Linked DNA regions of Homo sapiens: region 2 is linked to region 1. Evidence: read pairs that join two places in POLR2A ChIA-PET (ENCODE). Cell type or tissue: Panc1. All regions are shown on one strand. Links, peaks and the distances in the headings refer to the core of each region. The heading gives the core; the rest is flanking DNA.

What was found. ChIA-PET counts read pairs that join two places held together with the same protein. Peaks named below come from ENCODE experiments on the same cell type or tissue, not always from the same donor. Only the 100,000 strongest peaks of a DNase experiment are listed, where the experiment ranks them.
Region 2: POLR2A ChIA-PET joins it to region 1 with 6 read pairs; 3 of 35 experiments call an interaction of 5 or more read pairs at or near these places.

What each region holds. Positions count from the first base shown.
Region 1 is chr9:129,334,636-129,342,577 of GRCh38, forward strand. It overlaps LINC01503 (long intergenic non-protein coding RNA 1503), which reads left to right and starts at 2,288. Exons shown (of 4, transcript NR_120686.1): 1 at 2,288-2,353; 2 at 4,157-4,282; 3 at 7,197-7,408. RefSeq lists enhancers at 1-570, 1-356, 1,161-1,964, 1,965-2,768. In Panc1, for the core only: no CTCF peak of the experiment used is centred there; no DNase peak of the experiment used is centred there; H3K4me3 peaks cover 576 bases; H3K27ac peaks cover 4,129 bases.
Region 2 is chr9:129,762,425-129,769,613 of GRCh38, forward strand. No RefSeq gene overlaps it. Among named protein-coding and RNA genes, the nearest start is that of PTGES, 13 kb to the left of the region's middle. In Panc1, for the core only: no CTCF peak of the experiment used is centred there; no DNase peak of the experiment used is centred there.

The DNA of each region.
Region 1 (7,942 bases), core at 1,579-6,578:
ACTCAGCTGCAGAGGGAGGTGGAGGGACAGAGGCCCAGATAGCCTGAAGGTCAAGAGTGAAAGAGAGGGGTTCCCTGAGAGACAGAGCAGGGGTGCAGTTGGCTCAGCCACCCCAGCCCAGAGAAGCGGGGCCTTTTCCAAAGTCACACAGCAAGACACCAGTGAATTGGGCCACAGCTCTGGGTCTGGCCTCTTTAGTTCCCATAACTCTAGGCTGCAACTCCCACACACAGCAGGGAGGTCACATTGCCACTCAGCTGGGAAGCTTTGAACCACAGGGGACCCTCTCCCAACAGAAGGCAAAGCCCCCCCACCCCAATGCACTGGCTTGGCCTCTTCACCTAATCCCCAGGGTCTCAGAGAGGACAGTGCACCCACTGGTCTAGGTGCACCCCTCCATCCTGCCATTAACTCCCCACCACTTCCCACTGCCCACTGCCCGGCCAGGTCTTGGGGACCTTGGTCACCTCTGTTCCTCGCTTCCGGGAGTATGAAGTAAATGAATGAAGGCCAAACTTGAGCTGGTTCTTGAAAACCCTCTCTCCCCTCTTCCTCTGGGTCTTTTCAAGGAAGGACCAAACTGGCACGGTGGCTCATGCCTGTAATCCCAGCACTTTGGGAGGCTGAGGTGGGTGGATCGCCCGAGGTCAGGAGTTCGAGACCACCTTGGCTAACATAGTGAAACCCTGTTTCTACTAAAAATACAAAAAATTAGCTGGGCGTGTTGATGGGCACCTGTAATCCCAGCTACTCTGGAGGCTGAGGCAGGAGAATCGCTTGAACCCAGGAGTTGGAGGTTGCAGTGAGCTGAAATCACACCATTGCACTCCAGCGTGGGCAACAAGAGCAAAACTCCATCTCAAAAAAAAAAAAAAAAAAAAAAAGGAAGGACCTTCATGAGTACCAAATATTCACTTGGGCTCAGACGCAAAACTCAGCTCTTTCTCCACAAGCACCCCCCTCCTTTGGGGGGAAGCTGTGTTCCCTGACACTGTGGGATGAGCTCCTCCCTCTGCCGGCAGTATTTCCTCTCTGGGGGACCTCTGGGGAGGTGGCCTTGCAGTTGGGCACACCTGGCTTGCATCCCAGAGGCACCACCTTCAAGCTTCCTGGCTTTGCCACACCTCTCTGAGCCTCGGTTTCCTTATCTGTGCCATGGAATTCAGAGAGGCCCCAGTCTCACTAGGCTGAGGCTCAGGGCCAGTTGCCTTTTCCTGGCCCCACAGATGTATGGTCAGTTTGGGGGTATGCCCCCATCCCTGCTCTGGGCTTTGCCTAAGACAGGCTGTGGGCAGCCCTCAGAGGCGCCAGTTTGGCCACACCTGGCTGGAATCAGCGGGTGGGTGGGAGCACACAGCAGGGACCCAGTGCCTTCTAGAACACAGCTAGCAGTTCCCGTGAAAATCAAAACACCCCATTTTACAGGTAAGGAGGCTCTGGGAGGAGTGGCTTGCCACACTATGCAGATATAAAGAGGGATATTCACCAAGAAAAACATACCAATAACACCAAGGGCCCTCCTACACATTGTTCTACCACTATTTATTGAGCACTTACTACATGCCAGGCAATGAGCCAAGTGCTTTACAAGGCTGACCTATTTCAATCCAACAGCATACCGAAGAGGGAGGCATATTGATCCCCCTTTTACGGGAAACAGTGAGGTTGATGCATTTGCCCAAGATCACACAGCTCTTGGGGAGTGGAGCCTGACTTTGAATTTAGGCCGCCCGCCCCCAGAGCCTGTGTTCTTGGCCATCCTTCTTCGCACCTGGCTTAGAGACCCAGGCTCTGCATAGAGGGGCCCAGTGATCTTGGGTTAGTCCCTTAAGCCCCAGCCTAGCAAAAGGGAAAGGAAATATCTTCAGCACCCAGTGAGGGGGAGCTCAGAGAGGGGACCCCTTTTACTACAGGGCACACAGCCGGCTGAGCCAGGACCCACCACACTCAACTCCCCGGCCCCTGGCTCCCAGGAGGTGGCTCCTCCATGGCCGGGAAGGACCCCCACGGCTGCTCCCGCAGGCAGATGGACAGACGATGGCCCCCTCCCACGGCCTGCGGGCTGTGTGGCATCGCCACCTCCTCCCGAGCAGGCTGCCTTTAAGAAACCAGAAGATTGATTTCCTGGCAGGCTCTACGCCGAGGAGCCCGTCCAAATGGTTTGCATGTCTGCATTTTTTACTGCTCCGTTTAATATGTATGCAAATGCCGGCCGGCTGCGCCCGCCGCGCGGCTGCACAGTCACACGCGGCGCCCCATTAAAGCGGCCGTCCCGGGCGCGCGCCTCATTCGAGGCGACGGGCTCCGGGCCCTGATAGATGGGGTGCGGGGACGGAGACAAATGACGGCCTTTGTAATTTCTTTTCTCTCTTTTTCCGGGGGAGGGGGAACTCGCAGAGGAGATTTAAATATATGCAAAATTGTTTGCGGGCTGGGGGTGGGGCGGAAACCTGAAAGGGGCGGCGGGGGGAGGAGCTGGTGTGTTCCTGGTGGGAGTCGGGCTGGAGGCAGGAGGGGAGCCGGGCCCCCACAGTCACCTTCTGGCGGAGACAGCCGAGCGAGCCGCTCTGCTCCTGATAAGCAGGCCCGGTCCTCTGGGAAGCGTGGGCTTCAGCCGCAGAGAAAAGGAAAATGCTGGTTATTTTCGGCCCCGTTACACGCGGGAAGCCGGGGATGGTGGTTTTTCCCCCATCGCACCACCGCTTTCTTTTCTTGGGCTTCCAGGGCTTATAACTTAATTGGTACGGTGTCATTTAAGTTTCGCATTAGCCCATGAAGTGGGTCCCGGGTTCACACCCATTGTGCAGATGGGGAAACTGAGGTTTGCGGGAGTGAAGTCCCTTGGGGAGGGTTGCAGAGAGAGTGGGTGGGGATTGGGTCCCTCCAGAGCCCTGTCTTTGATCCCCACGGCCCTCTGCTGTCTCTCTGGCTCTCAGCGGTGGGGTGTCCGCGTGCCTGCCTGTGCCCCAAATCTGCCCGGGCTCGCCCCATACCACGAGCCAGCCCCCTCCTCCTGCCTGCCCCCACGCGCGCCAGGTGACAGGCCCACAGCCCAGCGAGCTGGGGGACTGAGCCTCACATTTTCCAAATATTGCTTAAGCCTAAAATCCGAAGTGCTGGTTTTAAAGGAATCTTTCCTAATTTGTCAGGATTTTAGGCCACATGGCAGCTGGGGGCAGAAACATTTCTGAGAGGAGGCTCCAGCCTCAGGAGAGACCCACCGTGGAGCAGACCACTCAGACCCACCGGAGACCCAGAGTTACACACTGCTGTGTCCGTGTGTGCGCGCCTGTGTCCGTGTGTGCTTGGGTGTGTCGTGTCATTGTGAGTGTGCTGGTGTGTGTGCACCAGTGGGAGTAGGGGAGTGTATATTAGTGCATGTGTGAGTTTCAGTGTGTATGTGTTAGTGTGTTACGGGAAAGGGGTCCTGATCCAGACCCCAAGAGAGGGTTCTTGGATCTCGCGCAAGAAATAATTCAGGATGAGTCCACAGTGAAAAGCAAAAGCAAGTTTATTAAGAAAGTACAAGGGATTGGGCGCGGTGGCTCGCACCTGTAATCCCAGCACTCTAGGAGGCCGAGGAGGGCAGATCAACTGAGGTCAGGAGTTTGAGACCAGCCTGGCCAACATATAGTGAAACCCTGTCTCTACTAAAAATACAAAAAAAAAAAAAAAAAAAAATTAGCTGGGTGTAGTGGCATATGCTTGTAGTCTCAGCTACTTGGGAAGCTGAGGCAGGAGAATCGCTTGAACCTGGGAGGCGGAGGTTGCAGTGAGCTGAGATCACGCTACTCCAGCCTGGGCAGAGCAAGACTCCATCTCAAAAAAAAAAAAAAAAAAAAAAAAGGGATAGCGGTAAAAAGACAGCTACTCCGTAGACAGAGTAGGATGTTCCTGAAAGTAAGAGGAGGAGCGAGGAACGCATCCACCCTAGGTACAATGCTTGTATATATGGGGAGATTTGCTCTGCTACAAGGGTTTGTGATAAAGGATTAATTTTCTTAATTACTATATTTTGCAAGAATCGATATTATTATCTTTAAAGCAAAATTAGGAATGCCTTTGTTCTTCAGATATGGCGATATCTGGACACTCCTAAGTCCGGGTCTGTTTTAGTAAACATTATTAATTTGTTCCCTTAACCATAAACCTCTAGGGGCTCGGAATACCCACCTTTCTGGTAATGCAGCCCAGCGGGTCCCAGCCTCGTTTTCCAGCCCTCACTCAAAATGGAGTCGCTCTGGTTCGAACGCCTCTGACAAGTGTGTACCTACGTGTCAGGGTGAGTATGGGGCTGTATGTACACACGTGTCACTGTGTACACGTGTCGGTGCGCATGTATGAATGTGTGTTGTCCTTGGCTGGCAGGCAGCTGGAGTGTGAATTTCCCTGAGGGTTTCCACTTCCCTGTGGTTCAGGCTGGGGCCGTCCCCGCTCTCCTGGCCCCAGAGCTGCCCCACTAGGCAGGGAAAGCCTCTGGAATGAGGGAACAGGATATGGCTCCATGAGGCCCCCACAAGCCAGAGGCACCCCTGAGCTTTGCATAGATGGGAAGGACTTGGATTGCTGGGGCCGGGCTGGAGCCTGGGAATCCTGAGCCGGAAGTGAGGGGTGCACACAGCTGTCTAGAGAAGCCCTCTGCGTGTGCGTGTGTGTGTCCCTCCAGATCTGTGCATGTTGAGTCACTCGGGGAAGTGGCTCTCCTCATGTAAATGTCTTCAGGATGAAGGGAGGTCCTTCTGGTGTCTGGACTTGAGCTTCTCTGGGGGCAGAACCTGGGCTCTGGGGGCTGCTATTTGGGAATCACCCTCCTTGCCGCCCCCTGGGCCAGTGCCCTGAGGACACTGGAGGGGTCCTTGAGCCCTAGTGGGGGGTAGGGTGTGTGTGTGTGTGTGAGAGAGAGCCAGAGAGAGTGTCTGTGAGCAGGGGTGTATGTAAATGTGTGTGAGGATGTGTATATGTGCATTGGTGTGAGTTGTGTGTGTGAGGTTGTGTTGGGGTGAGGGTGTGGGCGTGTGAGTTGGTGTGAGGGTGTGTGAGTTGGTGTGTGTGAGTTGTGAGGTTGCGTTGGGAGTGAGGGTGTGTGCATGTGAGTTGGTGTGTGAGTTGTGTATATGTGAGGTTGTGTTGGGTGGGGGCAAGGGTGTGTGCATGGGTCTGTGAGTTGTGTATGAGGGAGGATGTGTGCATGGGAGTTGGTGTGTGTGAGGGTGTGTGAGGGTGTGTGTGAAAGTGTGTGGGTGTGAGTTGGTGTGTGTGTTGTATATGTGTGAGGTTGTGTTGGGGTGAGGGTGTGTGTGTGAGTTGGTGTGTGAGTTGTGTATGTGTAAGGGTGTGAGTGTGAGTTGGTGTGTATTTGAGTTAGTGTGTGTTGGTGTGCATGCGAGTTGGTGTGTGTGAGTTGGTGTGTGTTAGTGTGAGTTGTATATGTGTGAGTTGGTGTGTGTGTTGGTATGAGTTGTGTATGTGAGTTGGTGTGTGTTAGTGTGAGTTGTGTATGTGTGAGTTGGTGTGTTGGTGTGAGTGACTTGTGTATGTGTGAGTTGGTATGCGTGTGAGTTGGTGTGTATGTGAGATGTGTGAGTTGGTGTGTATGCGAGTTGATGTGAGTTGTGTATGTGTGAGTTGGTGTGTATGAGTTGGTGTGTGAGTTGTGTATGTGTGAGTTGGTGTGTATGAGTTGGTGTGTGAGTTGTGTATGTGAGTTGGTATGAGTTGGTGTGAGTTGTGTATGTGTGAGTTGGTGTGTATGTGAGTTGGTGTGTAAGTGACTTGTGTATGTGTGTGTATTGGTGTACATGTGAGTTGAGTTGGTGTGTGAGTTGGCATGTGAGTTGGTGTGAATTATGTATGAGTTGGTGTGTGAATTGTGTATGTGTGAGTTGGTGTGTGAATTGTGTATGTGTGAGTTGGTGTGCATGTGAGTTGGTGTGTGAGTTCGTGTGTGAGTTGGCATGTGAGTTGGCACATATGTGAGTTGGTGTGTGAGTTGTGTATGTGTGAGCGCATATGAGTTGTGTGAGTTGGCATGTGAGTTGGTGTGAGTTATGTATGTGTGAGTTGGTGTGTGAGTTGTGTATGTGTGAGTTGGTGTGCATGTGAGTTGGTGTGTGTGTGAGTCCGTGTGTGAGTTGGCATGTGAGTTGGCACATATGTGAGTTGGTGTGTGAGTTGTGTATGTGTGTGTTGATGTGTATGTGAGTTGCTGTGCGTGTGAGTTGTGTGCGTGTGAGTTGGTGTGTGAGTTGTGTATGTGTGAATTGGTGTGTGTGTGAGTTGTGTGTGTGTGAGGGAGGGTGTGTTTGTGGACAGATGTGTGTGCGCCTGGATGTGCCGGACCGGTTGGGAGGGGCGGATGGACCGAGGCTCCGCGACAGGCATTTCCGAGCTCCCCTGGCAGATCTGGCTTAGGAGGAGCTGCAGGGACCAGCGCTGAGGGCCCTTCTGGCTGCCCTGGTCCGGGCCTTGGTGTCTTCCTGGTCTCATCTCTCTCTAGTCTCTGCAGTCCCCTGGGCTCTCCAGTCCCACAGGGGGCTCTCCCTTGGAAACCCGTGGGGAATGTCACCCGTGGGGAATGTCTCTGCCCACCCAAGCCTCCCCGGGGAACGGCAGACAGGATGGCCCCTCAGGCCGGCACCTCCCAGAACTCACGTCCCCACAGTGGCCCTGGGGTCCCCTCTGGCCTCACGCCCGCTCCTCTTCCTCTCTTTCAAGATTTGCCGGGTGCTGGGCCCCAGAAGCCAGCCCTCCTGACGTGTGGCGGCCGTCCTCACCGCTCCCTCCTTCCCTGCAGCATTCCCCAGCCCCCGGCCCACCCTCCTCCCACCCGCTTCCTGACCCAGGCTCCCGGGCCTTCCCCTCGTGGCCACCTAGCTGTGTGCTTTGTTTGGCTGCTGTCACCCCCAGGAAGGTGATCCCCGTGAGAACTCAAATAGCAGATGCTCATCTGGGACCCCCGCCTCCAGCCCCAGGGGAGGTTTCCTGGTCCTCACTGTGGCCGGGGCATGGCTCCTTCACCCCGGGGCTCACCCTCGGTGTCCGTGAAGTCCAGCCGACGGTGACCCTAAGTCCTCCCTCCACTCGCCTATGTTTGGGGATAGCCCATCCTTCCTGCAGGCCTTTGTCTTGGTGTCACCCTGCCTGAGCTGGCCCCAACCACAGTAGCAACAGTGATGCTGATGTGTGACTGCTGCCAGGAGCCTGCTCACATGACCGTGTGGAGAAAGTTCTTTCCCTGAGGACCATCTGGAGTGGACGCGTGCACTACCCCTCTCTGAATACACCCTCCCCACGAGGCCCTCTGGAGCATCCTGTAGAGCCAGCCCCTACCCAGAGACCCTGAGCCCAGAGAATGCGCTGGGTGGTGAGCCTGGGGACGAATGCAGAGCCCTAGGTCTCCTCTCCAGAAGTAAGTATGGGGTTTGTGTAAATTGCTTGGTCAGGAGGGCGGGACCTGGGGTCTTCACTAGGCTTCCCAAAAACTGGGTTGAGCACATAGTAGGTGCTCACTAAATAACTGTTGAAATAGATAAGCAAGGAGGCTGGGCGAGGTGGCTCACATCTGTAATCCCAGCACTCTGGGAGGCTGAGGCGGGCAGAGCACCTGAGGTCAGGAGTTCAGGACCAGCCTGGCCAACAGGTTTAGTGATGAAACCCCGTCTCTACTAAAAAAAAAAAAACCAAAAATTAGCTGGGCGCAGTGATGCACGCCTGTAACCCCAGCTGCTCAGGAGGCTGAGGCAGGAGAATCGCTTGAACTTGGGAGGCGGAGGTTGCGGTGAGCCAAAATCGTGACACTGCACTCCAGCTTGGGGGCAACAGAGCAAGACTTGTCTCAAAAAAAAAAATATATATATATATATGTATATGTGTATATATACACACACACACACATATATATATATGCAAGGGGATGGAAGGATGGACACAGGCATGGGTTTGG
Region 2 (7,189 bases), core at 1,536-6,535, 430 kb after region 1:
CAGGCTGGAGTGCAGTGTCATGATCTTGGCTCAGGTTCAAGTAATTCTCCTGCCTCAGCCTCCTGAGTAGCTGGGATTACAGGTGTGCACCACCATGCCTGGCTAGTTGTTTTTTTGTATTTTTAGTAGGGACGGGGTTTCACCATGTTGGCCAGGCTGGTCTTGAACTCCTGACCTCAAGTGATCCGCCCCCCTTGGCCTCCCAAAGTGCTGGGATTACAGGCGTGAGTCATCACGCCTGACGGACTGGTTTTTGCTAATCATCCAAATATGCCAGATGCTGCAATTGTCAAGGAGGAAATGTGTGCATCTTATTTTACTTCTGATACAAGGGTCATCTCTGCAACTTCCTGAGTTCCATCTCAACTGCAACCTTCCCAGGCACGAGGAACTCATTATAGTAACAGTAATAACAGCAAACGGCTGGGCGTGGTGGCTCACGCCTGTAACCCCAGCACTTTGGGAGGCCGAGGCAGGCGGATCGCCTGAGGTCAGGAGTTCAAGACCAGCCTGGCTAACATGGCGAAACCCCATCTCTACTAAAAATACAAAAATTAGCTGGGCATGGTGGCGTGTGCCTATAATCCCAGCCACTTGGGAGTCTGAGGCGGAAGAATCGCTTGAACCTGGGAGGCGGAGGTTGCAGTGAGCCGAGATTTCGTCATAGCACTCCAGCCTGGGTAACAAGAGTGAAACTCTGTCAAAAAAAAAACAAAAAAAACAGCAAACAATGGTGTCATTTGTTAGGCACCTCCTAATGGCCAGACACCCTTTAGGTGCTTTATATTTTATACCAGCATCATCACCCTGTACTGTGGAGCATTATCAGGCCCATGTTACAGAGGGAGATAAAGGATCAAGCCAGTGAATGACCTTACCTAAGAATAACAGATCTGGACAGAGATGTAGTTGGCTCCAGCCAGAGCCCATGCTCTTGACCCCCAGGCAGAGCTGAGAGAGCTGAGGTTTGAGTTCAGGCCAGCTGTTCCCTTCTTGCACAACTTTCCTTGTTCAAAATTCTTCAAGATTCTTTCCTTATAGTGAGCTGGATCTGCCTTTTAGGGCCACAGAGAACACACACACGTACACACACACACACTCCCTCTCTCCCTTTTCCTCTCCACTGCCCTTCAGAAATTGGAGGACACCACCCAGTTCACCCAAAATCTTGTCTTCCAGGCGAAACAACCACTGCCCCGTGAGCTCATCCTTGGATGTCAGGTTTTCCAGCCCCTGTAACCACTGCTTCGTTGCAGTTTGTAAAGGTCCCTCTTAGAGGGGCCTTATCCCATGTGCTGCTGACTCAGCTCAGACTGCCGGGAGCCTCCATCCTTTGCTGGGACCCCCCTCACTGCTATTAGCACAGGAAGAATTGTGACTCCAAGCAGGTCTGGCCACATCATTTGTAAAGTCCAGTACAAAATGAAAATGCAAAGCCCCTTGTTCAAAAATTGTTAAGGCTCACGCCTGTAATCCCAGCACTTTGGGAGGCAGAGGCGGGCGGATCACGAGGTCAGGAGGTCGAGACCATCCTGGCTAACACGGTGAAACCCCGTCTCTACTAAAAAAAAAAAATACAAAAAATTAGCCGGGCGTGATAGCGGGGACCCGTAGTTCCAGCTACTCGGGAGGCTGAGGCAGGAGAATGGCGTGAACCTGGGAGGCGGAGCTTGCAGTGAGCCGAGATCGTGCCACTGCACTCCAGCCTGGGCGACAGAGCGAGACTCCGTCTCAAAAAAAAAAAAAAAAAAAAGAGAATTTCAAGACAGGGACAGAAAAAATTAAAGCAAGCCTAGGGGTTCCTTCTTCGTGCAGGGCCCTGTGTGACTGCAGGAAGCCGGCCCAGATTCCAAGCTCAGGACGACTCGACAAAGGGCGAGTAAGGAAGACACGTCCTAATCAAAACCCACACAAACATAACATCAGAGATAGCTGAAGACACAATCAGCTTGGTAGGGCCTCTCATGATATAGCAAATACCAACATGTTATTATGAATAATAACATGAGCAGTAAACAGCAGCTAGCATCCTTTTGTGCTTCCTCCCAGCCAAGCAACAAGCAATTTTTTTTTTCTTTTCTGAGACAAAATCTGGCTCTGTCACCCAGGCTGGAGTGCAGTAGTGAAATCTCAGCTCACTGCAGCCTCCGCCTCCCAAGTTCAAGCAATTCTCATGCCTCAGCCTCCCAAGTAGCTGGGATTACAGGCGCCCGCACCACACCCAGCTAATTTTTGTATTTTTAGTAGAGATGGGGTTTCGTCATGTTGGCCAGGCTGGTCTCGAACTCCTGGCCTCAAGTGATCTGCCTGCCTCGATCTCCCAAAGTGTTGGGATTACAGGCGTGAGCCACCAGGCCTGGACGCAATTTTTTTTTTATTTTTTTTTTTGGAGACAGAGTCTCACTCTCTCACCAGGCTGGAGTGCAATGGCGTGATCGCGGCTCTCTGCAAGCTCTGCCTCATGGGTTCAAGTGATTCTCCTGCCTCAGCCTCCCAAGTATCTGGGACTGCAGGTATGCGCCACCATGCCCAGCTAATTTTTGTATTTTTTTTAGAGACAGGTTTCACCATGTTGGCCAGGCTGGTCTCGAACTTCTGACCTCGTGATCCGCCTGCCTCGGCCTCCCAAAGTGCTGGGATTACAGGCGTGAGTCACCGGGCCTGGCCTGTTTTTTAATTTTTATACTTTTTTCTTAAAAATGAAGACACAAACACACACGTTAGCCTAGGCCTACGCAGGGGCAGAATCATCAATATCACTGTCTTCCACCTCCACATCTTGTCCCACTGGAAGGTCTTCAGGGGCAATAACAGGCATGGAGCTGTCATCTCCTATGATGACAATGTTTCTTCTGGAATCCTTCCTGAAGGACCTATCTGAGGCTGTTTTACAGTTATCTTTTTTTTTTTTTGAGACAACACTGTCATGCAGGCTGGAGTGCAGTGCTGGGATCGTGGCACACTGCAGCCTCAATTCCTGGGCTCAAGTGATCCTCTTGCCTTAGCCTCCCAAAGTGCTGGGACTATAAGTGTGAGCCATATGCCAAGTCTTTTTTTTTTTCTTTAATAAACCTTAGAGTGGTACAATGGCTAAGACATCACTAGGTGATAGGAATTCTTCAGGTCCATTATAATCTATGGGATCACCATCACGTATGCAGTCAGTTGTTAACCAAAATGTCATCATGAGGCACATGACCATAAATATATCCTTTTATATAAAAGTAGGAGCCAGGCATGGCAGCTCACACCTGTAATCCCAGCACTTTGGGAGGTTGAGGGAGGAGGATTGCTAAAGGCTGGGAGTTCAAGACCAGCCTGGGCAACATAATGAGACCTCATTTCTAAAATCAAATTTTTAAAAATTAGCCAGGCGTGGTGGCTCACACCTGTGTTCCCAGCTACTCAGGAAGCTGAGATGGGAGGATCACTTGAGCCCAGAAGGTTGAGGCTGCAGTGAGCAGTGATTGCACTGCTGCACTCCAGCTTCCTGGATGACAGAGTAAGACCCTGTGTCAAGGAAATGCAGATAGATAGAGAGATAGAGAGATAAATAGATAGATAGATAGATAGATAGATAGATAGATAGATAGATAGATAGATTTACTATGCCATATAATTGGCTCATGTGATTACGGCAGCTGAGAAGTACCATTAACTGCTGTCCGCCCGCTGGAGACCCAGGAGAGCTGGTGGGGCAGTTCAGAGTCCAGAGGCCTGAGAACCAGGAAGCCAATGGTATAAATTTCAGTGCAAGAGCAGAAGATGAGAGGAGATGTCTCAGCTCAAGCAGGCAGGCAAGGAAAAAGGTGCAAATTCCTCCTTCCTCTGCCTTATTATTATTATTATTCTTATTTTGAGACAGAATCTCACTCTATCTCCCAGGCTGGAGTGCCCTGGTGCAATCTCAGCTCACTGCAACCTCTACCTCCCAGGTTCAAGCGATTCTCCTGCCTCAGCCTCCTGAGTAGCTGGGATTACAGGCGCATTTCACCACGCCTGGCTAATTTTTGTATTTTATTTATGTATTGTATTTATTTATTTTTTAATTTATCTTTTTTGAGACGGAGTTTCACTCTGCAGCCCAAGCTGGAGTACAGTGGCGCGATCTCTGCTCACTGAAAGCTCTGCCTCCCCGGCTCAAGCAATTCTTGTGCCTCAGCCTCCTGAGTAGCTGGCACTACAAGCGTGCGCCGTCACATCTGGTTAATTTTTTGTATTTTAGTAGAGACACGGTTTTACCATGTTGCCCAGGATGGTCTCGAACTCCTGAGCTTAGGCTCTCTGCCCGCCTCAGCCTCCCAAAGTGCTGGGATTACAGACGTGAGCCACTGCACCCAGCCAAATTTTTGTATTTTTAGTAGAGGCGGGGTTTCACCATGTTGGCTAGGCTGGTCTTGAACTTCTGACCTCAAGTGATCCACCTGCCTCAGCTTCCCAAAGTGCTGGGGTTACAGGCGTGAGCCACTGTGCCCAACCTGCCTTTTGTTTTATTCAAGCCCATAACAGATTGGACGATGCCCACTGCCACTGGGGAGGGCACTGTATTGTGTCTGTGGATTCAAATGCCAATCACAGCCTCACAGACATACCCAGAGACAATGTGTAATCTGGGCACCTTTGGCCAATGAAACTGACCCAAAAGACTAACCACCACAAGTCCACCCCTTGTCAACTAGGTACCCTGTAGACATTTCCTAAACCGTACTTAATCTCCAAGTAAAGACAAAGCAAAGTCATAATTCCACCTAACACGATGCAACTCTCCTGCATACACCAGAAACACACTCATCCCTTCCCCGGAAGAGGAGGTAAGAAGAGGAGAGTGATGTTTACGCTTCTCCTTGATATCCCATAGCTTAAATACTATGATATAAAATCAATACATCTTATGTTACATGATAAGAGAGTAAGAGAGGAAAAGAAACAAAGATATATATATATATATATATATATATACACACACACACAGACACACATGCAGAGAAAAATAAAGAGGAAAAACTGATGACAATCACAGTCTCTGTTTCTGTGGCTGACCACATGGTTATAGCTGGTATTTAAAACCACCTTCTTCCACTACTGGTTCTGTACAACCTTTGCCTTCAGCAAGCACCTCAGCTGGTCATGTTTTTTTTTTTTTTTTTTTTTTTTTGTCACCCAGGCTGGAGTGCAGTGGTACGATTTTGGCTCAATGCAGCCTCGACCTCCCGGGCTCAAGCGATCCTCCCACCTCAGTCTCCCAAGTAGCTGGGACCACAGGCACGCAGTTTCTGTATTTTTGGTAGAGGTGGGGTCTCTCCATGTTGGCCAGGCTGGTCTCAAACTCCTGACCTCATGTGATGCTCCCGCCTCAGCCTCCCAAATTGCTGGGATTACAGGTGTGAGCCACCACACCCAGCCAGTCGTGATTCTTTATCTGGGTGGAGTGACACCCAAACCTTCATTCCTGAAGGGTCTGGGCCATTCATAGTCCGATCTAGATTGGGTTATTGTCATTTTCCACAGGCCATGGTGATACTAAGAGATGGCCTAAGGAGGCCGGGCGCTGTGGCTCACGCCTGTAATCTCAACACTTTGGGAGGCCAAGGTGGGCGGATCATGAGGTCAGGAGATCGAGACCATCCTGGCTAACACGGTGAAACCCTATCCCTACTAAAACTACAAAATATTAGCCGGGTGTGGTGGCGGGCTCCTGTAGTCCCAGCTACTCGGGAGGCTGAGGCAGGAGAATGGCGTGAACCCGGGAGGCGGAGCTTGCAGTGAGCCGAGATCGCACCACTGCACTCCAGCCTGGGCGACAGAGCCACACTCGTCTCAAAAAAAAAAAAAAAAAAAAAAGACATGGCCTAACGGGTCTCCTGCATTCCACACTCTTCCCTACCTCCATTGTGGAGCAGCAGCCCAATGTCCCCTTGGTGATCTGGATCAGTCACCCCAGCCCACACCATAGCTCCCTTCTTTCCCTGTTGACCCAGAGGCATGAGGAGCCCAAAGTGGCCGGGTGGCATCTTAACTTCCAGCTCAAAGGAATTGTTGTGTCTCCCGCTGGAAACACTCCTCCCTCTGGAACTAAGATCTTTAGGCCAACAGAGAATAAAGTCACAAGAATAAGAAGCACACATTTTTCCAGTAGGCCACTCAGAGTAATAGTGAGTGGTGCCACTCCCATTTTCACCTTTTGATTCCAGACCCATGAACCTTGGCTTTCAGAGAAACAGCACCATATATGGGCCGCTGGTTAAGAACATACACAGCGCGTGGCTGGGAGCGGTGGCTCATGCCTATAATCCCAACACTTTGAGAGGCTGAGGCTAGCGGATAATCTGAGATCAGGAGTTCAAGACCTGCCCAGGCAACATGGTGAAACCCCATCTCTACCAAAAAATACAAAAATTAGCCGGGTGTGATGGTACACACCTATAGTCCCAGCTACTTGGGAAGCTGAGGCTCAGGAACCTGGGAGTCTGAGGTTGCAGTGAGCCGAGATCGTGCCACTGCACTCCAGCTGGGGTGACAGAACAAAAGAAAAAAAAAAAGCAAGAATAAAGAAAAGATGGCTGTGTGCGGTGGCTCACACCTGTAATCCCAGCACTTTGGGAGGCTGAGGTGGGTGGATCACCTGAGGTCCAGACTTCAAGACCAGCCTGACCAACATGGTGAAACCTCATTTCTACTAAAAATACAAAAAATTAGCCAGGCATGGTGGCTCATACCCATATCCTAGCTACTTGGGAGGTTGAGGCAGGAGAATCGCTTGAACCCGGGAGATAGAGGTTGCAGTGAGCTGAAATCGTGCCACTGCACTCCAGCCTGGGCAACAGAGTGAAACTCCGTCTCAAAAAAAGAAAAAAGAAAAGTGCACAACTAGGTACACTGCTTAAGTTTCTGCCCGCTGGGAGGATGACCCTTCCCCACTGTCCCTCAGGGGTGTCCCAGAGGGGAGCTGTAGTGCTGCAGTTGGCCACCTTCAGAGGATGCCCACATATCCTGCAGAACCATCCATAAACCAGGCCTGAGTCTCCTCTTCCTCGGTCACCTGATAGCAGGGAACTCCCTGTGAGCCATGGGTGCTTGAAGAGAGAAGGCAGGGTTGCAGGAGTGGGGACCTTCAGCATTTGGGCCACTTCATGTCACTTACTTCTGCCTTCAGGGCCTGCTCTGGCCTGGCCATGTATCTACCACTTCT